Linked DNA regions of Homo sapiens: all the other regions are linked to region 3. A link is a loop called in an ENCODE intact Hi-C map of the cell type or tissue named here. Cell type or tissue: PC-9. All regions are shown on one strand. Links, peaks and the distances in the headings refer to the core of each region. The heading gives the core; the rest is flanking DNA. Region 1 overlaps INPP4B (inositol polyphosphate-4-phosphatase type II B). Region 2 overlaps INPP4B (inositol polyphosphate-4-phosphatase type II B). Region 3 overlaps INPP4B (inositol polyphosphate-4-phosphatase type II B).

Region 1 (10,724 bases), core at 1,658-9,657, 260 kb after region 3:
CCAGGCACCAGCTGAAACAGAATGTAATTATAATTTCCTAAGAAGTAGTGAATAGAATAGCCTTCTAACATAGCACTTTCTAGATGATGGATATGTATAATTTGCACTGGTGGATATGGTAGCCACTACCCATATCTGGCTACTGAGCACTTGAAATTTAGCTAATGGGATTGAGGATATAGATTTTTTTATGTTAGTCAATTGATATGGCTTGGCTGTGTCCCCACCCAAATCTCACCTTGAATTGCAACAGTCCCCATGTGTCAAGGGTGGGGCCAGGTGGAGATAATTGAATCAGGGGGGCAGTTTCCTCCATACTGTTCTCATGGTAGTAAATAAGTCTCACGAGATCTAATGGTTTTATTAATGGGAGTTCTGCACAAGCCCTCTTGCCTGCCACCATGTAAGACGTGCCTTTGCTTATCCTTTGCCTTCCACAATGATTGTGAGGCCTCCCAGCCATGTAGAACTGTGAATCCATTAAACCTCTTTCCTTTATAAATTACTCAGTCTTGGCTATGTCTTTATTAGCAGTGTGAGAACAGAATAATATATTAATTTAACCTCAAATAGCCATCTGAGGGTAGTGACTACTGCATTAGATGGTGTAATTTTAATATAACCAACACTGTTAAGATTGTATATTTAATAAAAATTAAGAGGATAAATAAATAAGACTCAGAATAAAATGACATTTATTTTAACAGCATATGCTTTTCATATTTGTAAATTAAAAAAATTTAGACAGAGTGTTCCCTATATCTATGTTTATAGCTATACTCCTAATTAGTTGTGTGGTATTAGAAAAACTGCATTATTTTTATGGACCTCAAAAGTTTAGAACACGTGATCACCAACTTTGAAATTATTTGATTCTATATTGATCTTAAACTTATTACCCTGAGAATATTTTTGAAAATTAACTGAGAAATATATATATGTATGTGTACACACACACCCACACATTACAAACTGAAAAGTTGCATGCCAATGGAAGCATCATTTTTTAAAAAAATAAGATTCAGGTTCACCAATTTTTAAATCTACTAGGATTTTGATGCTGAAACCTTAGTTCAAAAGCTTTCTTGGACCACCACAAAATATGTATTAGTCCATTCTTGCACTGCTACAAAAACATACCTGAGACTGAGTAATTTATAAAGAAAAGAGATTTAGTTTGCTCACAGTTCTGCAGGATATACAGAAAGAATGATGCTGGTATCCACCTGGCTTCCAGGGAGGCCTCAGGAAACTTTCAATCATGGCAAAAGGCAAAGGGGAAGCAGGCATGGCACGTCTTACATGGCAGGAGGAGGAGCAAGAGAGAAAGAGGAGAGGTGCTAAACACTTTTAAACAATCATGTCTTGCAAGAACTGACTTACTCTCAGGAGAACAGCACCAAGGGATGGTGCTAAACCATTCATGAGAAATCTACACCCATAATCCAATCACCTCCAGCCAGGTTCCGCCTCCAACACTGGGTGTTACAATTCGATGTGAGATCTGGGCAAGGACACAGACACGAACCATACCAGAATATATGCTGGTATTTATAAGCATCTGTAATATTTCATGTTTGTTTGTTTTGTTTTGTTAGCTTCAAGGAAAAGTAAGTAATGGTAAGTATATAACATACTCATAACTATGAATTAAACACTTTTATCTGGCCTAACATTAAAATACATATATCTTTTATTTTTTCGTTTGTAAAAAAAAAAATTATTTGTGTGCAAAAAATAAATTGGCTTTTCAAACACTTAATTTTCCTTCTGGAAGTTCTGTTTTTTCTTTTTTCTTTTTTTTTTTTTTTTTTTTTTTTGAGATGGAGTCTGGCTGTGTCACCCAGGCTGGAGTCTGGCTGTGTCACCCAGGCTGGAGTGTGGTGGTGTGATCTCGGCTCACTGCAAGCTCTGCCTCTGAGGTTCAAGCGATTCTCCTGCCTCAGCCTCCCAAGCAGCTGGGATTACAGGTGCACGCCACCATGCCTGGCTAATTTTTGTAATTTTAGTAGAGATGGGGTTTCACCATATTGGTCAGGCTGGTCTCGAACTCCTGACCTCAGGTGATCCACCAGCCTCAGCCTCCCAAAGTGCTGGGATTATAGGCGTGAGCCACTGCATCTGGCCTGGAAGTTCCCTCTTTAAGGACAGGTTTCTGTAGCTCACTGTATAGCATACACAGGTTTACATGCATTATTTTTTTGGACCTCAATAGGTTTGCATACCCTATTTGCACATGCAGGTATGGTGATCACCCCTCTTCCACCCAATTAACAACCTTCAGGAGAAAAAAATAGAGGAAGGAGAGGAGTGTTTGCTGGTTGCAGCTCTCTAGGAATAGCCAAGGAGTTGGCAAAGGAAGCTCACTCTCCCTGCTGCTTCTGCCTCTGAAGTGAGTGATCCATACTTTGGTAAATGAGATGATTCATTTGTATGCAGAAAGAAAATATTAAGACTCTTGCTTATATTTAGTTTTTATAGAATAACTAAGAAAGTAATTAGGCCTCGCAATTATTTAACACATAGTGTGTAGAGACTGCTATTTGCCTACTGCAATATCCATTCTTTATGTCTTAGTCCTTCTTGGCTATTAAAACAAACATGCCATAGACTAAGTAGTTTAAAAACAACAGAAATGTATTTCTCACTGTTATGAAGGCCAAGAAGTCCAAGTTCAAGGTACCAACATATTTGGCGTTTGGTAAGGGCCCAATTCCTGGTTTACAGAAATCCTGAGATTAGGTTAGTGTAAAAAGAATTGCAGTTTTTGCCATTTTTAAAAGTAATGGCAAAACTGCAATTATTTTTGCACCGACCAATATAGCCTCACATGGAGGAAAGGGAAAGAAAACTCCCTGGGGCCTTTTTTATGAGGGCACTAATCTCATTTGTGAAGGCTCCACCCTCATGACCTAATCATCTCCTAAAGGCCCCATGTCCAAATATCACCATGGGTGTTAGGATTTAACACCCTATGAAATTGGTGGAAAAGAAGCATTCAGTCTGTAGCACTCTTCTCACTTAGTAACAGAACCCTGACTGTTAGCTCAATATGTTGTCACTTAGAACGAAAAGTTATTATTTCCTGGACCTATTTCTAGCTAAGTTTTGGCCCCTATATGCAATCAGAAATAATGTAAGTGCCATATAGAAAACTTCCTCAAAGGGAAGCATGGCCTTTTTTCTCCTTTCTTTCTTCCTGCTAATTAGAATGTGAATGTAATGGCTAGAGATCCGGCTGCTGCTTTGTACCACGAGGGAGCAGACCCATGTTGAGAACAGACATTCAATAAAGAGAGAGCTTTTCTCCCTGATGATCAGAGACCTACCAGTCTTTAACTGTCAATCTACAGATTTCACATGGAAAAGAGATACAATTCCATCTAGTTTAATACACTACTATTTGTTTTAAATACTATTTCTGCAATATGCAGCTGAACATAAGCGAAACTGATACATATAGATTTGTGAGTAGTACATTTTATAAGGTATATATTAATATGAAGATAACAAATGCATGCTCTTTATTTTTCACAGGATATACAATAAAATAGTTTGGAGATTACAAAACTAAAAGACTGTTACATGCTCCTGCCAAGGTCATCTATATCTGGAAATCAATAGAATTTCATGAGTTACCATCATACATACACTGATTATACTGCAGTAGACTCTCAGTGTGTAGCTATGGCTACAGATCCTTGGGAAATCTAAAATTCACAACACATATATCTTTGTAAAGACCCTTGACTTTTCATAGACATAATTTCTGTCCAGAATCTCATGTTCTGTGAATATATCCTTCCATCACATTACAAAGAGAAATGTTTAAATCATTTAACAAAAAGCTATACAATAACAAATGGAGAATGTAAAAAAGATTAATATTTAGATGCTGGGTGCTTGGCTAGCTTCACTTGTCATTTAATAACTTAGTCCTACACATCAGCCTCATGGTGCATATTACTCACATACCTTAAATTGTAAAAAATCAGATATCATGATCTTCAAGGTTATTTGCAAATGGTAAGTCCTCCAAGGCCAAATTCACAAATAGAAAGGGTTTGTTGTATTAAGAGCCAAACTTCCACTGCATCCCACCATGTTATACTAAGATTCTTAGTTAATACAAACCTATACTTAAACACAGTGGTGATGGTTATAGGAACGGGTAGCAAATAAATATCAAGATAAGTTCTTAATAGTAACTGAAACAGCATAGTGCTGGTATAAAAATAGATGCACAGATCAATGGAACAGAACAAAGAACCCACAGGAGGCTGAGGCAGGAGAATCACTTGAGGCTGGGAGGTGGAGTTTGCAGTAGGCGAAGGCCACTGCACTCCAGCCAACATGGGTGACAGAGCAAGACTCTGTCTCAAAACAAACAAACAAACAAACCCAAAATAAAGCTACATACCTACAAGCAAGTTGTCAAAAATATACTCTAGGGAAAGAACACACTGTTCAATAAATGATGCTGGGAAAATTTGATAATCATATACAGAAGAATGAAAGTGAGCTCCTATCTCTCAGTATATAAAAATAACTAAAGATAGATTAAAAACCTAAATGTAAGACTTGAAACTATAAAACTCCTGGAAGAAAACCTAGGAAAAACTCCTCTGGACATTGACCTAGGCAAAGAATTTATGACTAAGTCCTCAAAAGGAAATGCAACAAAAAACAAAAATATAGAAGTAGGACTTAATTAAACTGAATAGCTTCTGCATAACAAAATAAATAATCAACAGAGTAAACAGGCAACCTACAGGATTAGTGAAAATATTTGAAAACAATACTTCTGACAGAGGGCTAATATCCAGAACCAAAGGAACTCAAACAGCTCAACAAAAAAGAAACAACCACATTAAAAAGTAGACAAAGGACATGAACAGACATTTTTTCAAAAGAAAACATACAAGTAACCTATAAACATATGGGAAAAATGCTCAATATGAGTAATCTTAAGAGTAATGAAAATTAAAACCACAATGAGATACCATCTTACCCTAGTCAGAATGACTATTACTAAAAAGTCAAAAAACAACAGATGTTGGTGAGGATGCAGAGAAAAAGGAATGCTTATAGACTATTGGTGGAAATCTAAATTAGTACAACCTCTATGGAAGACAGTATGGAGATTTCTAAAGAACTAAAAATAGAACTACCCTTTGATTCAGAAATTTCACTACTGAGTATCCACTCAAAGGAAAAGAAATCATTATATCAGAAAGAAACCTGAACTTGTAAGTTTATCGCAGCACTATTCATTTTTTATTTGTTTATTTATTTTTATTTTAAAAGGTTAGTTCTGAGTCAGTATGACTGACTATGTACCGAGGAACACAATCTGAAGAGTTCCTGAGAAAGTGCATCTGCAGAAGTTAGACTGCACTTTGGTTTTATACATTTTAGAAAGGGAGGAGGTTTTATACATTTTAGAAAGGAAGGAGTTACAGGCAAAGTAATAAATCAATACATGGAAGTTATATGTTGATTTGATCCAAAAAGATAGATATCTACAGGTTATAGGTGGATTAAGAGATTCCTTAATTTGCAACTGGTTAAAGGAGTAAAGCTTTGTCTACAAATTTGGAGTCAGCAGAAAGGAATGTTTTAAGTTAAGATAAGGAAGTCTGTTAACCAATAAACTAGGTCAGAGTGACCTGTAGGGATGTGTGAGTTAGCCCTTGTCTGGCATGGCCTTAGGTCCTATTTGTGATTCAGTATCTTACTGTCACGAAGAGTCCACCTAGTTAGTCTCATGATCTCTATTTTTATTAATTTTTTATTAATGCGAGTCAGTTGTGCCTAAACTCCAAAAGGGAAAGGGTATAACAAGGTACGTCTGACCTCCCTTCCCATCATGGCTGGGAATTCAGTTTTTAAGGTTTTTCTGAGGTCCCCTTGGCCAAGAAAGTGTGTCTTCAGTCAGTGGGGGACTTAAGATTTTATTTTTAGTTTACAACTTGACAGTTTAACTTTTTCGTAGGGGTTGAGAGAATGCTTCCTCTCTGCCCACTGAAGGTTCACAGAAAATAAACTGACAAAAGCCATATTAATAGGAGAAAAAAAGGCATACAAATTCATAATGTGCCTAAACACAGAAGTCATATACAAAATATGAGACTTAAAGAGGGGCCATATGTTTGAGGCTTAAATAATCTCTTTATATGGGAGAGATGTATGGACTCAGGTGTTAGATATTATTTTATAAATGATTCTATTTGGAAGCTAGATGGACAAGGTGAGGGGCAGAACTACATAAAAACAAAGATTGACATTTTTATGCAGATAAAGCCCCCCAACCCTCACCCAATGAAATCTCTTGGTGCTGCCCTCGGAATGGATGAAATGTCTATCTCAGTGTGGTGATGACTCCCAGTTTCTTCTCTTCTTTGGTAGTTTATCTTTCCCAGTTATTTGATGAGATTCCTAGAGAGGGAGTCTTAAAACATAACACATTTCTTTTGGAAATAAGCTTTCTTAGATAAAGAAACTTCAGAGAGATATCTCCCAGTGCTTCTGTAAAGAGGATCAGAGAGAGGGAGGCAAGACAAGGTCGGAGAAAGCCAGTAGTTCTGAAGCTTATTTCTGAGACCTCTCAATTTTTAAGGCGCTTAGCATGTTCTGAGACCTCTCAATTTTTAAGGTGCTTAGCATGTTAAAGAGCCATATTTTGGGGAATTATTTTTGTACCCCAACACTTCTAAATTTTAGCCATTCTGGTGACCATACATTTTTGTCTTATTTTAGTTTTAATTTATATTTCCTTGAAAGCTGAAGATGTTGAGCATCTTTTCACGTGCAGCATTATTCATAATAGCAGTCATGGAATCAACCTAAGTGTCCATTGATGGATGACTGAATTTAAAATATGCTATATATACACCATGGGATACTACTCAGCCATAAAAAAGAATGAAATCTTGTCTTTTACAGCAACATGGATAAAACTGGGAGCCATTATCCTAAGTGAAATGACTCAGAAACAGAGAGCCAAAAACCACACGTTCTTACTTGTAAGTGGGAGCTAAAGAGCAGGTATATATGAGCAGCCAGAGTGGAATAATAGACACTGGAGACTCCTAAAGGTGGGGAGGGTAGGAAGGGTATGAGGAATTAAATACTACCTATTGGGTACATTGTGCAGTATTTGGGTGATGGGCACACTAAAAGCCCGAACTTCACAGCTACACAATCTATCCTTGTAAGAAAACTATACTTTTACCTCTAAGATCTAAAAAAATAGAATAAAAATTTAAAAAATAAACCCTCTATTTGCTCAAACATGCATAAACTGAGAACCCTCACACTCCTAACCCATTATCATTTATTCTATTCAGTGGCTTTCCTGGAATATCAGGAGTTTCTAGCCTACCAGAATACTCTGTGCCTACAGCCGCACTATTTCTATTGACAAATTGACACACAAAAAAGGCAGATCTCATCCATTCCCTGGCTGTGGAAAGATGAACATAGCTGACATACATTCGCTCCAACTCACACACATGCATAGCTGATCTGCACCCACCTTCCCTTAGGTCACAGGGATGACAGCTGGAGGCAAAATGCTCAAGGGCAGCAACCATTGCTTGCTGCTCAGAATATAATCTCCCCTCCCTTCAGCAAGACCAGGACAGCACCAGAGGCAAAAGCTCACGGCTGGAGAGACACCTCTAGCACAATCTTCACACCTAGAGTGGAAGGGACATGAGTTTGGGTAACATAAAGAGAGAAGGCGCTGCCATTAATTTCATAAAGGTTAGCCCGTGAGCAATAAACAACGAGCTGGCATTATCCTAGGCACTGTCTGTCTGCTTCCCAAGCACATGACTCCTGGAGTTCAGAGAAAACAGCACAGATGAAAAGGGAGAATATCCCTGATTAAGTCATCTGCTAAAAAATAGTTACAATATAAATCCTATAGAAAACCCTGTTTAGAGGATACGCTTAGCATCTCTCACCTTGCCAAGCTGGATTGAATTAACACAATTTCCAGGCAATGCAATAGAGATAACAGCATAAAAGTTGGAGATTCTCAAGTCACTTGTCACTCTTCAGGTTTTGTCTCCTTTTGTTGAAATGAGCTAGTCCAAATTATTATAATTTATCAATAAAAATATCATACTTAAGAAGCATTATGGCTAAATGTCATTACAATGATGGAATGGTAATTCAAATCATCCTTTTTAAAGGGAATTAAAGAAAGTTAGATTTTATATACTTCATGTGCTATAGTAATATATCCAATGGGGAACATTAAGAAATGAATATTGAAAGACTTAATATTGTCAAAATGTCCATATTACTCAAACTGATTTACAGATTCAATGCAATACCTATCAAAATATCAATGGTACTGTCTACTGAAATAGAAAAAAAAAATCCCTAAAACTTATATGGAACTACAAAAGACCTTGAATAGCCAAAACAACTGTAAGAAGAACAAAGCAGGAGAAATCACGCTTCCTGGTTTCAAAATATAATACAAAGCTATTCTAATTAAAACAGTATGCTGCTGGCATAATGAAAGACATATGGACCAATGGAACAGAATGGAGAACTCCTGAAATAAGCTCACGCATGTATGATCAACTGATTTTTGATAAAGGTGTCAAGGATATGCCAAAGGGAAGGCAAATTGTCTCTTCAACAAACAGCACTGGGGAAACTAGATACCCACATGCAAAAAATAAAACTGGACCCTTTTCTTCCACTATACACATACACACAAAAATCTCAAAATGGATTAAACACTTAAAAATAAGCCCAAACTATGTAATACTCATAAAAAATAGAGGAAAATCTTCATAACATTGGTCTTGACAATGATTTCTTGCATATGACACCAAAGCATAGGCAATGAATGCAAAACTAGGCAAATGGGACTATACCAAACTAAAAAGCTTCTGCAGAGTAAACAATCAACAAAATGAAAAGACAATCTGTGGAATGGAGAAAATTTTTTGCAAATACTATATCTAATAAGGGATTACTATCTAAAATAGATCCTTCAACTCAATGGCAAAATAAATAAATAAATAAATAAATAAATAACAGCCAAATAAAAATATGCAAATGACTTGAATATACATTTCTCCAAAGACCACATATGAAAGGCCAACAGATATATGAAATGCTGCCCAACATCACTCATCACCAGGTAAACGCAAATCAACACCACATTGAGATGTCACCTTACACCTCTTAAGATGGTTTTTATCGAAAAAGACGAAATAAGAAGTATTGGCATAGATGTGAAGAAACTGATTATTTGTGCCATCCTGAGAATGTAAAACAGTGCAGCTGCTGTAGAAAACAGTATGGAGATTCCTAAAAAAAAAAATTAAAAATAGAAATACTATATAATCCAGTAATCCTGATACTGGATATTTATCCAAAGGAATTGAAATCAGGATCTCAAAGACATATTTCCACTCCCATGCTCACTGAGCATGATTCACAATAGCCAAGATGTGGAAACAACCTACATGTCTACTGACAGATGAAGGGACAAAGAAAATATGGTATATACATACAATGGAATATGATTCAGCCTTTAAAATAAAAGGCAATCCTGCCATAGGCAACAACATGGATAAACCTTGAAGACATTATGCTATGTGAAATAAGCCAGTCACAGAAGAATAAATGCTGGATAATACTACTTAAAGGAGTTATATAAAAGAGTCAGGGAGTTATATAAAAGGTTCAAACACACAGAACCAGAGAGTAGAATGGTTGTTGCCAGGGGATAAGAGGGAAAGGGAAATAGGGAATTGCTATCCAATAGGAGTAAGGTTTCAGTTATGCAAGGTTATTAAGTTCTAGAGATCTTCTGTATAACATTGTGCCCACAGTTAATACTGTATTATCCGCTTAGAAATGTGTTAAGAGGGCAGATCTCATGTTAAGTGTTATTACCACAGGAATACCCCCCAAAAGGAGAAATGAATATGAGATTAGAGATTATATCTCAGGAGTGGATAAGAAAGGAAAGGAAGAGAGATACGTTTATTTTGCCACAAAGTAAGGATACTTTCTGAAATGTTTGAGCTCACATGATTTAACACAGAATCATAGTCCTAAAATTTAAAACCAAGTAAGAGTAGTAGGACTAATTTAACCTAACCTCGTTTTTTAAAGATGAAGAAACTGGGTTTTACGAGTCAAAAAATAACAGATGCTAGCTGCAGAGAAAAGATAACTCTCATACATTGCTGCTGGGGATGTGGAAAGCATCGTGGAGATTTCTTAAAGAAATTAAAACAGAACTACCATTCGGCCCAACAATTCCAACAATGGGTATATACCTAAAGAAACGTAAGTAGCTCTACCATAAAAACACATGCACACATATGTTCATTACCACACTAATCACAAGCACAAATACATGGAATCAACCTAAATGCCCATCAACTGTGGACTGGATAAAGAAAATGTGGTACATATACACCATGGAATATTACACAGCTGTAGAAAAGAGCGAGATTATGTCTTTTGCAGCAACATAGATGGAGCTGGAAGCCATTATCCTAAGTGAATTAATGCAGGAACAGAAAACCAAATACTGCATGCTCTCACTTATAAATGGGACCTATACTTTGAGTACACACACACACAAAGAAGGAAATAATAGACACTCGTGCCCACTTGAGGATGGAGTGGGGGAGGAGAGTGAGGATCGATAAACTACCTATCAGGTACTATGCTTATTA
Region 2 (10,724 bases), core at 1,557-9,556, 120 kb after region 3:
CTCTCTTGCTTCCTCTCTTGCCCTGTAATTTCTGCACACACTGGCTCCCCTTCCCCTTCCACCATGAATAGAAGTAGCCTGAAGCCCTCATCAGATGCAGGTGTTCATTCCATGCTTTTTGCAAAGCCTACAGAACCATAAGCCAAATAAACCTCTTTTCTTTATAAATAATCCAGCCTCAGGTGTTCTTTTATAGCAATATAAATGAACTAAGACAACAGGTTTTCATGGGTTCTGAGAACCCATACATTTGTTCCCTAATAGGTCCAGCATTAAAATATGTGTCTTGGAAATTATTCACATATAGCTACTAGAATCTAGATTAAACTATTTTTAAGATAAATGTTAAAATTAAATCTAATTTCCCAAAGGTTTTAAAAATCTTATAGTTGTTGCTCAGTTTCCATCCCTAATTGTAAAGGCAAAGTAGAATTAAGCTGACAATGGCATTCTCAACATAGCCTTCAGGTCAACAGAAAAACTGTAAAAAAAAAAAAATTCTATTAGAATTAATAAAATAACTCAAAGTTCAAGGATGCAAGGTAAATTTGCAGCAATAGCTTTTCTATATAATAGCAAAAAATAGAAAACAAAATTTCCAAAAGAATGCAGCTCCCAATAGCAGCTATAATAATCCAAATTACTACAGCAGTAACAACAAAATCAATAAAGAAATTATGAATAACTCTGTAAGGAAAATTATAAGAAGCTATAAAGAGAAGTAAAGAACTGTAACACGTGTAAGTGGGGAAATATTTACAGCATAAATATCAATTCCTTCCAAATTAATTTATATTTTTAGTATAATTCCAATGAAAATTCTAATGAAAGTAATTTTAGAAGCTCTTAAAATTTTCCAAAGTTCATTTGAAGAAAGTATTCTAGATCATAAAGAATATTCTGAATATTAATAAAATGTTTTGCTCTAATGATAAAATATATTTTGTGACATAACATGTAACACAGTGAAGAAATGGCTGAGAAAGTGATTTACAGATTAGTGGGAAAACATGGGTATCCCAGAAACATTCAATTTTATGCATTTGCTCATTCAACAAATATATAATGCCTGTCATATGCCAAGCACTGCACTAATTATTAAAGGGACAATATAATTCCTTCAGATGTCTGGTGGGGAAAAATTAACAATTATTTTTATTACAATTGAAATTGATATAAATGGGCATAGGACTCCAAGGTTGCATATAGATAGCGAACCTAAACCCAATGTATAATAAAGTGAGCACCACAAATTTATAAAAAAGAAATGAAGTATTTAATGATTGTTGAGACAGTTGCCTATCCTTTTAGAATAAAATAAATTATGTTCCATTAGACAGGGATATAAATTCCAGATGTATTATGGAAGTAAATACAAATAAAATACAAAATAAAAAGTAAAGAAAAATGGAATTGATAATTTTCACACTTTTTTGGAGGGGTCAATTCTACTTTTGAAGCTTATAAGTGCTAGAAGAAATTATAAAGAAAACGCATAGCAGATTGGGCTACATAAAAACTTCCCTAGTTTAAAAAAAAATAGGAGCAGATATAAAATTATTTGCAACAAAGGCAATATACCAAAATCTATTTTGTACAAATACTAAATATCAAATGAGAAATATTTAAAAGATGCTTCACAATGAAGAAACAATTCATGAATAAACATATGAAAAATGTTCAACTTCATTAATACTCAAGGAAATAACCATTATAAACAATGATCAACAGTATTTCATCTAACAAATTGGCAAAGAAGAAAAAGTTCATACTTGATGCTATTTTGAGATTGCTTTGAATGCTACTTTCCTACATTCCCAAGAGTATTTTCTAAGAACTCTAAAAGTGTTCCTACCCTGTCCCAGAAAATCTAGGAGGCATTCTCACCATATGTGGTTAGCACAAGATGCTCATTTCAGGCACATCCTATTTTAATACCCACTATACAATAATGCTGTTTAGACAAACGACTGTCAAATATTTATCATGATATTACAAGTACCACAGCCAGCATGTGGGAGGCATGCAATAAATATGTCGAATGTTGAATAAATTAATGAGCTTGTTTCTTCATCATTAAATAAGTGTGACATTGGCTTCTCAAAATATGTTTTCATATTCTTTGATCTAGTAATTCTAATTTTGGGTTTCCATTCTAGAGAAATAATCCTAAATGTATAAAAAAGTTATATACACAAGTTACCACAATATGACCAAAGTAGGAAAGAAATAGAAACATCCTAAATATTCAACAATAGAGGAATCTTTGAATAAATTGCATTAACTAATTTGATGGAATGTTAGGTCACTATTAAAAAGACGTTAATGAAGAGTTTAAAATGGCTTATACCAAAATGTTAAATGTAAAAAGCTGTATTTAAAAGTTGTATATCTCATTTATGACTATGGTTTGTGTAGCAGGTAAAACTCCGTGTAAAATTCCATCTTACTATTCTTTAACTTTATCTCCGTGAAGAAGTTACCTTTTTTAAGTCTGCTTTTTTCATCTATAAAATGGGAAAATGACAATACTGGCTATCACCAAATGCTGTTATTTTTAATTAACGATCAAAATAGATAATTCAAACAATGTTAGCTATACCTATCTCACAGTAAGTGTTCATGTTTCTACAGCTATAGCTTTTTTTTTAAAGCATTAAATGAAAACAAAACCTAGCATACCAGAAAGTCTAAATGCAAATACGTCAATGTGTTGGCAGTAGTTATTTTTGTTTGGTGGATTTGGCTGTCCAAAACATTTGGAACATCTCTCCTACGTCAAGGAAACATCCCACCTTACAAGTTCACACATCACCAAGACGGATGCTAGAAATCCACTTCTTAGTCTTCCTTATACATACAGAACAAATATATGGCCTAGGCTTTTCTGATACCATTGTTCAAGACTTCAGCTCAGAAAAAGAATCCATCTGGCAACCCATTCTGAGAAATGACGCCTTTGCCAGCTGTCAAGACAGTGGGGGCAGAGGTTCTGCCCTGAGGCCCAGCATCAGCAGTGTAGGCAGAGATACCTGTGCTAGCAGCAGTCACAGTGAGATTTCTTTGGAGCAGTGCTCGTGTGTATTTAGCTGGGGTTGGAGCTCCTGAGCACCCGCAATCCAAGCCTGAGCACCCGCAATCCAAGCCTGAGCCTCTGTTCTTTAGGATTTTAGTGGATCCTAGGCACTTTTGCCTTCACCAGCCCCTTCCTCCATAGTATACACACACACACACACACGTATATGTTATATAATAATATTTTATGACTGCATTGGTATAAAGATATATTAATATGGAATAAAAATCTTTCAACCTACAAATTATTTTTTTTCAGATTTTGAAAGCACTGTGGGCCTTAGCAGTACGCTTATTGAGTAAGTTCACCCTGCTTAATGTTTTCAAAGGAATTCCTTTTTCCTTTAAACTAGCTGGAGTATACCTGACTGTACAGGTGGCAAAACTACAGTGAAATTTTCACTTTGTTGAACATTTCTAGGAATTCTTAAATTCTTTGGAAAAGTATGTCTTACTTAGTAAAGAGAAAATAATACATTTATGAAGAAAAAAAGAAAATCTGAACAATTAATTTATCTTCAGTAGCTTATAGCATCAAATGAAAAAAATGCATATCTCAGAATCTTAAGCTACAAAAGTACTGTAAAGATCATTGTAGGAAAAAAAAAAAAAAGTCATTGTGTCCAATTACCCATCTGCTATTTCAATTACCTTTACCCCATACCCTGACCAAGTTGTCATTGTCAGTGATACCGAACCCAGTAAGTACTATCTCTGGAAGAAAAGCAGACATTCTGTCTCTTGATTATATGACTGTTAAAAGTTCCTCTTTAATACTGAAAAAGAAAATATATTTCTGAAATATTTTTCCCCAAATGTATCTCCAATATATGAATATTCTTTATGTTCCCATTTTAGATCCCCAATACCAGTGCCTCAGAATTATTACATAGCTCCCCATCTCAAAAGATTCTTATACCTACTTGCACAAATTTTTTCCTTTGAGTCTGTATCAATCTATGATTTCCGTAGGCCACCTGTTTCTCCAAAGCAAAGATGTGAATTACTAAATCAGAGGCACTGTATCTCTTCAGATCATTATTTCTTTGACCCCCCATCAGAAGAATACAAACTTGCATGAGGTCATAGTTTAAAAGGAAATTTGGAATCCAATACAAAATGCAGACATTTGTATTTTGAAAAGAAAAACTTTTCTACTTTATGAATTTTTCTTGAAGTAGCTACCCAAAACAAAATAGTAAAAACTACACAAAACTAGAACTCTGGGAATACCAATTATCAGTCTTGGTACTGCTCCTAAATCCTGTTACCAACAAAATCAAGGTCTCTCAGATAAATTAAATAATAAAGACAATTTAGACTCTCAACATTTGATGACTTGATTTCTAATAAAGATTAGATCCCTTAGGACATTAGCTACATGACTAAGTAAAATTAATAAAACTGATCAGTGTCATCTGATTTGTAGTTGATATTTCCTTTTTGGGGGAAAGGCCAAAATGGCAGACTAGAAGCCGCTAACAAGTGCTACTTCTAGAGGAAACAAAAGGGCTAGTGAACACTGACCCTGCAGGCTGATCATCTGAGCAACCACATCAGAATCCATCAAGGCAGCAGAGGAACGCAGAGAGCAGAAAGGAGCAAAGCAGGACACCACCCTGTCTGGGCTTAATGTAGAGTCAGCAGAACCTCTCCAAAATGGAAAAGGATGAGTAAGACCCCTCTTGGGGATACACACTGCCTACAGGGACAAATGCAAGACTGGGAATGAGATCATCCCTTTGGCCCACTCCACGGCCCCCCACCATGCTTCTAGACTGAGGCAGATGTTTTCTGGAGGCAACTCTCAAAGTGCAAGGGGAACTCTAAAAGACTTTGGCCCCAGAGCAGACCATCACCAGCACAATAGCCCCAACAGAGGTCGCAGTTTGGTGCCTGAGAGCAGTAAGATTGCTCCACCCAGCTCACTGGACAAGGTCCCATGTTAGGTTCTAGTCCAGCGGTCCCACTTCTGCCATAACTTGGCTGGCAGCCACCACCTCCTGTTGTCCTTGGAAGTACCCAGACAGCAGGGCTGGTGACTCCATGACCCCCACAGATAGCCAGATGGGAAACACCTGCTAGAACTTCCAGCCCAGCAGACTCACTTCCCTGTGAACTCAGCTGGAAAGTGCAGCTTCCTGTTATCCCGGGAAGCACCCAGATGACAAGGCAGGTGACCCCACCCACCCTTGCCTTGGATAGCCAGGTGGACAATGCTTGCTAGTTTCTGGTCTAGTGCTCCTGCTTCTGTGTGTACTCAGCCTTAAGGCATAGCTTCCTGTTGTCCCAGGAAACATCCGGGCTGCAGGGCAGGAGACCCCACCCACCCTTACCACTAGTAGCCAGGTGGGCAACACTTGCTAGAGCTTCCGGTCCAGTGGTTCCACTTCTGTCTGAACTGTCAGTGGACACAGCCTCCTGTTGTCCTGGGAAACATCTGTGTAGCTGGGCAGGTGGCCCTCTCCATTCTCACTACGGGTAACCAGGCTAGCCATACCTGCCAGAGCTTCCAGTCCGATGATCCCTCTTCTGTCTGAACTCAGCCAGTGAGTGCAGCCTCCTGTTGTCCCAGGAGACATTCAGACAGCAGGGTAAGTGACCCTGCCCTTGCCTCAAACTGCAGGTAGCTAGGCTGGCAATGCCTGTTAGAGCTTCCAGCCCAGTGATCCTTCTGCTGTCTGAGCTCAGAAGGCAGGCACAGCCTCCTGTTGTCCTGAGAAAATCCTGTAGAGCAGGGTAGGTGACCACAGGGTGAGTAACCACAGGGTGAGTGACCCCACCCACTCCCACTGCTGGTATCCAGGCAGGCAACACCAACTAGAGCTTTTAGCCCATCAGTCCTACTTCTGTGTGAACCTAGCTGGAGGGCACAACCTCTTGTTGCCCAGGAAAACACCCAGACAGTAGGGCAGACTACCCCACTGACTCCTGCTGCTGGTAGCCAGGCAGTCAACGCCTACTAGAGCTTCCAGCCCGGCAGTCCCACTTCTATGTGAACTCAGCCGGAGAGCACAGCCACCTGTTGTCTGGAGAAACATCCAGATGGCTGGATAAGTGACTCCACCTGCCCCTACCTCTCTTAGCTAGGCAAGCCACACCTGCTAGAGCTTCCAGCCCAGTGGTTTTACTTTTACTTAAATTTGCCAAAGACCACAGCCTCCTATTGCCCCAGAAACCACCTGGATGGTAAGGTAAGAAACTCCACTCACACCCACCTGTCATAGCCAGATAGGCCACACCTGCTAGAGTTTCTAGACCAGCAGTTTTGCTTCCGTCTGCACTCTGTGGGCAGGTGCAACCTTGTGATCTCCCAGGAAGCACAACTACAGCAGATTAGAACTGACCCAGAAAAGATATGGCCTGTCTGCCAACTGTGGCCCTTGCCTGAGAGAGCCCCATTGATCAGAACACTTAATAAAAGAAATTTGGGCATAGAGACAATAACTGGAGGGGACACCTCCAAGACCCAGGAGTAGAATAGAATCAAAACTAGTCGACTGAACTCATACCACAAGCAAATTTGCAAGGGCATCACAGAATATAAAAGCAAATAAACAAAAAACCCCCAAAAAACAAAACAAAAACAAAACAAAACAAACAAAAAAACATCTAAAGGACAGCAACTTCAAGGACTGAAGGAATATCAGCTCACACAGATGAGAAAAAAAAAACAGTGCAAAATTCTGGCAACTCAAAAAGGCAGAGTGTCCTTCTTACCTCTAAACAACCATACTACTTACCCAGAAATGGTTCTTACCTGGGCTGAAATGGCTGAAATGTCAGAAATAGAGTTCAGAATATGGATTGGAATGAAGATTATCGACATTCAAAAGAAAGAAGAAACCCAATTCAATGAATCTAAGAAATATAATAAAATGGTACAGAAACTAGAAGGTAAAATGGCCATTTTAAGAAAGAACCAAACTGAGCTGATAGAAGTCAAAAATCCACTTCAACGATTTTATAGTACAATTGCAAGTATTAACAGCAAAATCAACCAAGAGGAGGAAAGAATCTCAGAGTTCAAAGACGGTTTCTCTAAATTAACTCAGACAAAAAACAAACAAACAAAACCAACAGAGAAGAAAGAATGAAACCTCTGAGAAATATGAGATTATGTAAAGAGATCATATCTATGACTCATTGGCATCACTGAAAGAGAGAAGCACAAAGTAAGCAACTTGCAAAACATTTGAGGATATCATTCACAAAATTTCCTCAACCTTATTAGAGAGGCAAACATTTAAATCCAGGAAATGTAGAGAATCCCTGTGAAAAACTACACCAGAAGACCATCCCCAAGACATAATTATCAGATTCTTCAATGTTGAAATGAAAGGAAAAATATTGAAGGCAGTTAGAGAGAAGGGACAGGTCACCTACAAAGAGAACTCCATTAGGATAACAGCAGACCTTTCAGCTGAAACCTACAAGCCAGAACAGACTGGAGGACAATAGTCAGCATTAATAAAGAAATTCCAACCAATAATTTCATATTTAGCCAAACTAAGCTTCATAAGCAAAGAAGAAATAAGATACTTTTCAGAAAAGTATATGCTAAGAGAATTTATTACCACCGGACCTGCCTTATAAGAGGTTCTTAAGAGAGTGCTAAATCTTGACAGGAAAGATTGTTACCAGCCACCACAAAAACACACTTAAGTACATAAACCATTGACACTGTAAAGGAACCACACAATCAAGTCTGCATGATAACCAGCTAACAACACAAGGACAGGCTCAAACCTTAAATGTAAATGGACTGAATGTTCCAATTAAAAAGCACAGAGTGGCAAGTTGGATACAGAAACAAGACCCAACTGTGCTGTCTACAAGAGACCCATCTCACATGCAGTGACACCCATAAGCTCAAAGAAAAGGGATGGAGAAATATCTACCAAGCAAACAGAAAAAAGCAGGGGTCGCTATTCTAATTTCAGATAAACCAGACATTAACAAACAGTGATCAAAAATGACAAATAAGGGCATTACAAAATGGTAAAGGGTCAAATTCAACAAAAAGACCTAACTATCCAATGTATACACACCCAATGCAGGAGCACCCAGATTCATGAAGCAAGTTCTTAGATACCTAAGAAGAGTCTTAGACAACCACACAATAATAGTGAAAGACTCCAAAACCCCACTGACAGATAGTATGAGAGTGATTATCAAGGCAGGAAAGTAACAAAGATATTCAAGACCTGAACTTGACATTTGACCAAATGGGGCTAATACCATCTAGAATACTCTCCATCCCAAAACATTCTTCTCATCGGAACATGGCACATACTCTAAAATCAACCACACAATTGGTGATAAACCAATACTCAGCAAATTCAAAGACAGTGAAATCATACCAAACACACTCTTGTACCACTGCACAATAAAAATAGAAAACAATATTAAGAGAATTGCTCAAAACCATACAGTTACATGGAAATTAAACAACATGCTCCTAAATGACCTTTTGGTAACCAATGAAATGAGCACAGAAATCAAGAAATTCTTTGAAACTAATAAGAATAAAAGTGCAACCTATCAGAATCTCTGGGACACAGCTAAAGCAGTGTTAAGAGGGAATTTGATAGTGCTAAATGCCCACATCAAAAAGTTAGATTTCAAATTAAAAATCTAACATCAAACCTAGAGGAACTAGAGAAATAAGAGCAAACCAACCCCAACACTAGCAAAAGAGAAGAAATAAGCAAAATTAGGGCTGATCTGAAGGAAACTGGGATGAAAAAAAAATAAATCCAGAAGTTGCTTTTTGAAAAATAAATAAGAATAAAGGACCACTTACTACACTAATAAAGAAAAAAGAGAGAAGATCCAAATAAAGACAATAAGAAACAACAAAGGAGACATTACCACTTGACCTCACAGAAATACAAAAAACTCTCAGAGAATACTATGAAAAACTCTATACACCCAAACTTAAAACCCTGGAAGAAATTGCTAAATTCCTGGAAACATACAGCTTCCAAGATTGAACCAGGAAGAAATTTAATCTCTTAATAGACCAATAATGAGTTCTGAAATTGCATCAGTAATACAAATCCTACCAAACATAAAAAGCCCAGGACCAGATGGATTCACAGACAAATTCTATCAGATATATAAAGAAGAGCTGATACCATTTGTAGTGAAACTATTCCAAAAAATTAAAGAGAAGGGACTCCTCCCACCTCAGCCTCCTGAGTAGCTGGAACTACAAGTATGCACCACCACACCTAGCTAATATTTGTATTTTCAGTAGAGATGGGGTTTTGCCATGTCGCCCCGGCTGGTCTTGAACTCGTGAGCTCAAGCAATCCGCTCACCTAGGCCTCCCAGTATGCTGGGGTTATAGGCACCCACTGCACCTGGCCAATTCTACTGATTTGTGTGCACTGATTTTGTATTCTAAAATGTAGCTAAGTTTATCTATCAGATCTCGGAGCTTTTGGGCAGAGACTGAAGTTTTTTCGGTATAGATGTATAAAGCCTGCAAACAGCTAGTTTGACTTCCTCTCTTCCTATTTGGATGACTTTTATTTCTTTCTCTTACTTATTGCTCTGACTAGAACTTCCCATATTATATTGAATGAGTGATGAGAGCGGGAATCTTTCTTGTTCCTGTTCTCAGGGGGAATTCTCCTTTTGCCCATTCAATATGATGTTGGCTGTGAGTTTGTCATAAATGGCTTTTATTATTTTTAGGTATTATTTTATTATTTTTAGGTATATTCCTTCAATGCCTAGTTGGTTGAGAGTTATTAATGTAAATGGATGCTGAATTTTATTGAAAGCATTTTCTGCATCTATTGAGATAATCATGTGGTTTTTGTTTTTAGTTCGGTTTATGTGATGAATCAAATTTAATGATTTCTATATGTTAAATCAAACTTGCATCCCAGAGATAAAGCCTACTTGATCATGGTAGATTAGCTTTTTGATGTGCTGCTGGATTCAATTTCTAGTATTTTGTTAAAGATTTTTGCATCTATGTTCATCAAGGATATTGGCCTAAAGTTTTCTTTTTTCTGCTGTGATTCTGCCAGGTCTTGATATCAGAATAATACTGGCCTCATAGAATGAGCTGGATCTCTTCCTTACACCATATGCAACAATCAATTCAAGATGTATTAAAGACTTAAATGTAAAACCTAAAACTATAAAAACCCTGGAGGATAACCAGCAAGGTTTTCATGATGAAGACAACAAAAGCAATTGCAACAAAAACAAAAATTGACAAATGAGACCTAATCAAACCAAAGAGCTTCTGCACAGAAAAGAAACTATCAACAGAGTAAACAGACAACCTAAAGAAGGGGAAAAAATATTTGGAAACTATATATCTGACAAAGGTCTAATATCCAGCATCTATAAGGAACTTAAACAAATTTACAAGCTAGAAACAAACTCATTAAAAAGTGGGCAAAGGATACAAACAGACACTTTTCAAAAGAAGTCATACCTGTGGCCAACAAACATATGAAAAAAATGCTCCACATCATTAATTGTTAGAAAAATGCAAATCAAAACCACAAAGAGACACCATCTCACATGAGACAGAATTGCTATTAAAATGTCAAAAAAATAACATGCTGGTGAATTAGCAGAGAAAAGACAACACTTAGACACTGCTGGTGGGAATGTAAATT
Region 3 (8,000 bases), core at 1-8,000:
GGATGATGTTATGGGAAGCTGGTATTTACAGCTCAGCCTTGCCAGCACCAATGAGGAAGAGTGTTGGAGCAGATGTTAGTTTTCCAGTATTTTTACACTCCTTTGGAAAGAGAGATTTCTTATTTCTCTTCCAAATTTCTATCACATTTGCCTGTTTATTAGATACTGCTACATAGTCTGTTTAGTAGCCAAGATCATCATGGCAATGGTCATTTATTTACAATCTAAGCTAAAATAAATTAACTTGAGTCAATTATCAGCAATCTGTCTTAACTTAGATACTGTATAAACTTTAACACCACAGAAGATAGGTCATTGTCAGCATACTTCTTTTTATTTCCCCCCAGAGAATAAGGACAACTGATATACGAGAGATAAAAGAAATATTATGAATTACTTTCCAAATGAGTGGAAAGAAAGATAATGTAAAAGGGATGCTTCATTTTTGTCTGTATTGCATGTAGTACTCTCTCTTTGTAAGTTAGATGCTTAGGAAGAAAGATCTACTTTATTATAGTAGCTTAGCACTAAGTGGTCCTCTAAGAGAATCAAAGTCCAACCACTCTCTTAGCAAATAGTTTGAAACTGGAGAATGATTTAGATGTAAGTAGAATCTCATTGATCAGCTTTTCCATTTTCTTGCAAAGGTGAAGAATGTTTCAGTTTAATATAAAATACAGGCCTTTTTTGACATCAATAATTTATGAAAATAAAATATTTTATGAAGATTTCCTATATATCCACAAAATACTCTTCTCTTTGAAACAGAAATTTTGTGAAAAGGAAGAATGTTAATCACTATCTGAATGTAATATCAAGAGCTGTTCTCATAAAAGGCACATCTTTAGATTCTTTCCCTCCCCAAGAATCAAAGAATCACACATGAGCTTATTTGTCAGCTATAGTTTTTAAAATAGACAAAGCAAGAATTTTATGCTCAAGTAATTCCAGATCTTTCTGAAACCAATACTGTCAGATAAGTTGTAAAAAAAAAAAAATCCATCATTACTGCCACTATCAAACCACTGAATATCTGTTTATTCTCTTTAATGTATGACAGAGATAAAGAGTTTTCTAAAAAGGTACTCTATTGCCTTAAAAATAGTCTTGCTTTAGGACACAGACTATTATCACCACAATCAAAGCTACCTCTTCGGCGCTTAGAATGCAATAAGACATAAGAAAGAAAATTACCATGAGATATGAGGCTGAAGAACTTGAATTGTATGTTGCTTTCCACTATTAAGAACAGTCTGCACTATTAGCCTTTCTCTGAGTGTTCAGAGATGTAATTTGTAATGGTACTTCAAGAACATATTGTATGTCCTTGCTTTATTTGAGCAAAAAAATAGAAATCGAATCATTGTTGTACCATTTTCTCTTCAATAATTGCTGTCCATGTTGCAGTTGTCACTTCTATATGATAATTTAAAGATAAGTCAGAGTGTATAATGCATAATATTCAACCTCTCTCTTCTTGGTGATCATTCTTCCAATTATTTTCTTTGGTAAAACAAAAAACTAAGACCTACATCAGTTTTCCTTACACACCACCAATACTAATGTAATTCAAATTCTCACCACATTTCCCCTTCCCCTAGGTTTACCTCATTCTGCATTAATGTTCTAATCCTTACTTTACTATAGCAGAATAAGTATATTATTCATAAACCATTGAGCCTCAACCAAAAGGCCTCGTGTGGTGTAAATTTCAAGTACCCTGCTATTGGTAAGATATTTTACAACACAGAAGTCATTTAAGAATGTCTAAGCCACTGTTATTTTCCAAGATTTAAAAGAGCAAAAATGTTAATGAAAATAAAATTCTACCTTTACACTGCAAAATTATACTTTACTTTTGTCTACATTGGAAAGCATTTTACATAAAGCTGTGCAAGAAATTATCTCTCAGCTCCAAATCTATTTGTCCATTCTGTAAACTTCATTGTGATGCTATGGCTGAGACTCTCAAAACCATGTTTATCCTGACTCTGATGGCTCTATGTTAGGCTCTTCTAACAGGGAGCCCAGATGGAAACTGAAAAGCCTGGTGAAGAAAGAAGAAATATTGTTTTCCTATGGGCTAGCTGACTGCCTGCTATTCCTAACAGCATCACCCTAGCTGTTTTGTTTGCCCAAGGAGCAGCTGCTCCTTCCTGTAATAGCAGCTGAAACCAGTTTGCAATACTTCCAACATTTGCAGTACTATTGCATGGCTTTCAGAGATACTAGAGCTAGCCTGACCCATGTTCCCTCTGCAGAATGAATTTCAGGTCTATGGGTCTTGTCCAAGTTCACCATTAGTGGGATAAATTTCAGCTCTACTAGTCCTTTCCTCCAAGATCTAAGTTTTAATAACTCCAAAGTCTTCTCTCTATTCCCTACCTCTAGAGCTGGAAGCTGCATCCTACAGTTGCCACTTCTGTGATTATTTGTAGTTCTCTTTTACCCTTTCATTGATTTTATTAACAACAATCTTATATCTAGTTAACAGTTACTTACATTTAATATCTATGTTCAAATAACTGGCGTGGTTTCTGTTCCCTGATGGACCCTGATTGATTCAATCACCCTATAGGGGCTGTTAGAGAAAGCATTTTTGTCCCCATTTCAGAAAGGGTAACATTTTGTTAATCACTTGATAAGAGAAAAACCTGGGACTTGGACTCAGTTATCAAATCCATTTATAGCACCTTTTCCATAGAAACTACTTCCTTTTGGACACTGAATAAAATTCTTCTCCTAAATGCTCTACATATCCAGTCAAGAAACGTAGAAAATAAATAAGTTGGCCAAGATGAACATGGCTATTAAAGTCAGATCTTTTGTACAAAGCCCCAGCTTAATTTTCACATCAAGGCTCTTCAATTTCAATAATTTCTAATAGTATTAAGAGTTGGGGTTAAAATGTATTGTTATTCTTGTAGTATAATAAATGGTCATGATCTGTTAAATGTGAGCACATTGAAGAATGCCAAAACAATACTTGTGAGCTCATTATTTCCTATATAGTTTTAAAAGTGGAACTGAAAAAGCAAAAGCAAAATACTAAATGTAATATAGCTCTCTTTTACATTTGCTTGCTGCCAGATATTCTATAAATATAAAAACAGATCTCGGAAGCTGCTGTTTAGAATATAAGTAATGAATTTCCTGATGGGGTGTTCAGTAAAATTTTCCAGACATGAGCTTTCTTCCTCTGGTTGGCCAAATAGTGTGTTTTTCCCTCCTGTCTGCCCAGCGAATGTGTTTCTAAAGACCGCTTTGTGTTCCTGAAAATCACAGGAATTCCTGTATAGTACAACGAAGGCCCTGGCAGCAAAGCCTAATCAAGTTGAAGAAAGCACCACAAATACTTCCCAAATGGCTTTCTTCCACAATTGGCAGTATTAAGACAACAAAAGAAAGTGAAAACAAAGGCTACAAAAATAATACATCAACTTTCCTTCTTCTCTCCTCATTTGCTTCCAGGTCCTCAAGACTGAAACACACACACATAGATTAAAAGTACAATTATATCTGTAGTACCTATCATATTCTGTATGATGTGAAAATGATATTTGTAATTATAAATTAATATATATCATATATATATATTACTTTTCTACACCAAAAATATTCCCAACCCATATGTGTACATGTCTTACCAGGAGTTTAACAAATTCACTTGCTACTTTAATATAATAGGATCATACTTCAGCTCCCTTTTGGGGGTTTATGGCACACCACTAACAGAGAACAAAGTAAGAAATGAGAAAAACAGAAACCCTTCCACCTCTCTAATTACATTTTGTTAATTAAACACCTATGAAAGTGTAAACACTCATTCTTATAAACTGAATATTATCAGGATTTGCCTTGAGAAATTCATGGTAAATATTATAACAGCATCCGAATTGCCTGTACTTATTACTGAATACAGCCTGTTGTGTAGGAGGCAATATCCTATAAAAGTCACATGCTACGTTATCCATGGAAACTTTAGCTGATGACAAGTGGCCTATTCAGTTACAAATATAGTCACTTAGAAATATAGGGTGGTGTTTTTTCAGCTCACTACCCATATAACTAAACTCCTGTCACTTGACTTTAGAGATTATCTGTATTTTGGAACATAGAAGCCCAATGTGCTACCACCGAGGATAAAAGGTAAAAGGTAAAAAGCATTAAAAGGTAAAAAGCCACTAAATGCGTACTTTTTAAAAGTCCATTATAAAAAACGATGTCTTCAACCTTTTATTAATGAGGCGCAGCTGTGAATAGTCTACTTTCATCTTATTAAAACGTCTACAGGTAATGAATAGAGAGCGTGATAATATATTCCTCAGGAAAGTTTCAAGACTTTGAAAACAGAACCTTATATTGCAATGCTTTCTAAGTTGCAAGCATAAATATTAGCCTCTAGGGGGAGCGCTAGGCTCTTCCCCTTAGATTTTCTAAATGCTAAGTCAAGAAAAGAGGAAAAAATTCCATTCCCCTAAGAGAGAATGATCCAACTGGTCAGATTCCAGGACATTGATTGGACCATGTTTTGTGGGACTGAAGCTTTCAGAAGTTTTTAAAAGGTCAGCATAAGCAATAACTTCTCTTCTCAGACTCTCCATGCCTTCCATAGGTGGCAATCAGACTAAATCTCTGCCCTGGCAAACTACTTTTTCTTTCTCTCTCTGTATATATACGTGCATATACATATATACATACAGATGCATATACAACTGCATCTAGGATTATCTGATTGCTGCCTTTGCTTAGCCACTTATGTCCATGTCCTTGAAGATAAATATTGTACAAAGGAATATTTGGCTTTTTGGTGCACTGCCCATAATATCACAGCACCCAAGATCTTTCTCTAATTTCTAATAGCATTTGCAAATAGTATAGAGTTTGTTTATTTTAAAGTTGCACAGAATGCCATTACCTAGCTTAGTGACTTTGGGCAGATCACCCTGTTCTGTGAGTCCCACTCTCCTCACTAAATGGTTTCTAAAATGTTTTTGATTCCAAAATTCTATGAGTTTTTATCTTCAACAATTTTTTCCCAATGCTAAATGAAATTTTGTTCAATAACTCTTGGTGGTCTAAGTCATTTCCCCACTGTGTGATTTAATTGACATAATGCCGTTCAAGGTCACAGAGCAAAACCTAAAACATCTAGCAAGCACATAAAAATTCAAGTCAAATGCATACAACCAGTCAGCTGCAAAGATCTCAAATGCAATAGCCGAAACCACCTAAGCAGACAAATCTAAATAGCAAAGTCACAATCTGCCTTTTATCTAGCATATTGGGTATCTTGTGCCACGAACCTTCTCAGAGCCTTGGGACATGGGCTCAGCAAATGTGTATGCTGACTCTTACACCTAAAAATTCAGTAGAAGCACAGATCATCTTCCTGAATGTGCCAGCAGATCTTTATCCCATAACTATGTGCAATTCAAACACAGGTTTGGATGAGTACGGCTCATTTATATGTAGGAAGAACAGAATTTTCACAGGAAAAGCAGAGTGGAAGATTCTTGTGTCCCCCACAGACCTGGAGTTCTTGTCTATTTCCATTCGGTACCTTTTATCTATCTTGGGCATTTAAGGAATAAACCGGCCAGAACAATTCAGATGGAAGACAAAAAATAAAATAGAATCATTAGTTCCAATTCTTCCAGAGAATTCATCTAACAAAATGAGCTGGTGTTATGGGAGGTAGAACAAAGAGAATCCTAAATTGTATTTAATCCAATAGCTTTACTTCACTAGTTAGAAAACTGAAACTTAGCAAGGTCCAATCTTTCATTGGAATGACCTTTATTTTGAGCTTATTTTAGATGTTATTATGTGCTTTGCCATAATGGGGAAAGGTGAATGGAAAATTCTGCCTTCGCATATTCCAGAGATTAGGGAGACAAGCTAAATATACCTAACTAACATACGGCTAGTTATCTATTTCTGTATAACAAAGCGAGGACTTAATGGCTTGATGGTGATTTATCACTTCTCACAGTTCTGTGAGTTGACTAGGCAATTATGTTTGTCTCATCTGGGCTCACTCATGGGGTTCAGATAGCTTGTGGCTCGTGGCTCGAGTGGGGCTTGGGACTCTAAGATGGCTTCATTCACATGCCTAGGGCCTCAGTAGGATGACTGGCATGGCCCTGAAAACTGCGAAGCTCTCTCTCTGTGCAAACTTTCACCTGGACTTTTTATATGATTCTGGAAGTATTCCAAGAAGGCAAAAGTAAAAACTGCAAAGCGTCTTAAAATAGAAGTTCAGAAGCCACATTATATCACTTCTGTTGCATTCTATCAAAGCAAGTCACAAGGACAGATCAGTTTCAAAGAGTGGGAAAATAGACTCCACCTCTTTATAGGAGGAGCTGCAAAGAATCTGTGGTCGTATTTAATCTAACACATCCGGACAACAGAGAGAAATCAGGAAGTTGAATGAGATGCAGATTTGCTCTTTTTTTTCCCCCCACCAGAATATGTATTTAAGGATAGAAGTGATGTTACAGGTCATTAATTTATTTATTCAGATATTTCAGTATTTTGACTTCTGACAAATCAAACCCATGCCAATGCTATGCTTTTATACAATTTCTACATCATAACTGGCACTCACTAAACCCACAATCAACAATGAAGAAAAAAGTAGGCACAGGCATGTTTCATAGAAACTAAAATAGACTTGGTCAGCTTATTTATTAAGCACATATTCTTATCTACTATGAAAAGTCATGACCTTCTTAGCTGAGGAAAGCAATTACTTTTGCACAGAGAATCTTTATATAACAACACAAAGGATATTCAAAATTTACCAGTTTCTGGCAAGACTAAAGCACTTAAGGCAGGCAGTGTTAATCATGCAAACTTTGTGAAGCAATTCAGCTTATCAGAGCATGAGATGAACGAAGTCAAAGCTTTGATCCTCAGATAGGCCAATATATTTCATGGAGAGAAGCCTTTTTTTTTTTTAACATAAGGATAGCTTTGATCACTTCTTCAACTACTGAGTCTTTTCTTAACCTCAAGAGAAATGAACAGAATTCAATAAGATTACCTATTTTTAAAATGCCACATACTCCAATAGATACTACTGGGGCTACAAAAAATTAGAACTATGTAGTTTTATCCTCCCCAAATCTTTCATATTGATAAGGGCAAAAAATAGGATGACACAATTGGTTTACAATGTATAAAATGATAAAGTGCTGGACAGAAGGTACAAATTACAATACAAGTTCAAAAGAGAAAGATTATATTAGTTAATCTAGAAAATGTACAAAGGAGGTGATATTGGCAGAATACCTTTAAAGATGGGGTAAAACTTTTGCCAGGGGAGAAAGGCATTCTAGATAAAAGGGAGAGAGGAGAGCAGTGAGTGTTGATTTGAAAATAAGAAAGGGTAATTCAACTGTGTAAGAATGAGAATGTACAGAGATGTGTGGCCTACTTTTCTCAGAGACAGGGGTCAAGTAAGGGAGAAATCTAAATCTTATATAAATGTTTGAAATGATATGAGAAGGAAATGTGAGGAAAGCTTGGATAGCTTTCCATCCAGAACTCAAGGGTTGGGGATCCTGGTTAGCAGGAGAGCAAAGACCAGGACCTGCAGGAGTGATGAGGAGCTGGGAGGATAAAAGGTTGCTCTTGAGTTAGTAAGGTTTCAGTTGTGAAGTAGTACAAATAACATATTTGGTTTCTGCTCTTAGTTCCTGGCACAGAACCCTAAAACCTTTGTAATTTCCTGAGTGATAGAAGTGTTAGGTGCATCTTTTGTCCTTTTATTTGGTCTTTGGCCTCAGTTCCTGACATAGAGCTTCTAATTCCTTGGAACTTTTTGGGTGATCAGAGGGTCTTTTATTCTAATGAGGTGACTCTTGGTGGGATGCTGGATGGCGGCTGGTCACCAGGAAGACCAAGGCATGGTTACAAGTTTGGAGCTTTTAGCCCCAGCCCTCATCCTGCAGGAAGGGGTGAGGGATTACACATTGAGTTAAAAATTGATT

What was found. Peaks named below come from ENCODE experiments on the same cell type or tissue, not always from the same donor. Only the 100,000 strongest peaks of a DNase experiment are listed, where the experiment ranks them.
Region 1: a loop joins it to region 3, with 25 times the contacts of the local background. A loop is called at or near these places in 2 of 110 quality-filtered maps.
Region 2: it touches region 3 in a loop (7-fold over the local background); 3 of 110 quality-filtered maps call a loop at or near these places.

What each region holds. Positions count from the first base shown.
Region 1 is chr4:142,609,842-142,620,565 of GRCh38, forward strand. The region is part of intron 2 of INPP4B (inositol polyphosphate-4-phosphatase type II B); the gene reads right to left. The region is part of intron 2 of LOC101927613 (a long non-coding RNA gene); the gene reads left to right. Among named protein-coding and RNA genes, the nearest start is that of INPP4B, 230 kb to the right of the region's middle. In PC-9, for the core only: no CTCF peak of the experiment used is centred there; DNase peaks (open chromatin) are centred at 5,030 and 5,650; H3K4me3 peaks cover 926 bases; H3K27ac peaks cover 3,636 bases.
Region 2 is chr4:142,468,651-142,479,374 of GRCh38, forward strand. All of the region lies in intron 2 of INPP4B (inositol polyphosphate-4-phosphatase type II B), which reads right to left. Among named protein-coding and RNA genes, the nearest start is that of INPP4B, 370 kb to the right of the region's middle. In PC-9, for the core only: a CTCF peak has its summit at 4,925; DNase peaks (open chromatin) are centred at 4,611, 5,231, 5,941 and 7,201; H3K4me3 peaks cover 5,392 bases; H3K27ac peaks cover 7,600 bases.
Region 3 is chr4:142,348,909-142,356,908 of GRCh38, forward strand. All of the region lies in intron 7 of INPP4B (inositol polyphosphate-4-phosphatase type II B), which reads right to left. Among named protein-coding and RNA genes, the nearest start is that of INPP4B, 490 kb to the right of the region's middle. In PC-9, for the core only: a CTCF peak has its summit at 4,377 (motif pointing right); a DNase peak (open chromatin) is centred at 4,453; H3K27ac peaks cover 3,129 bases.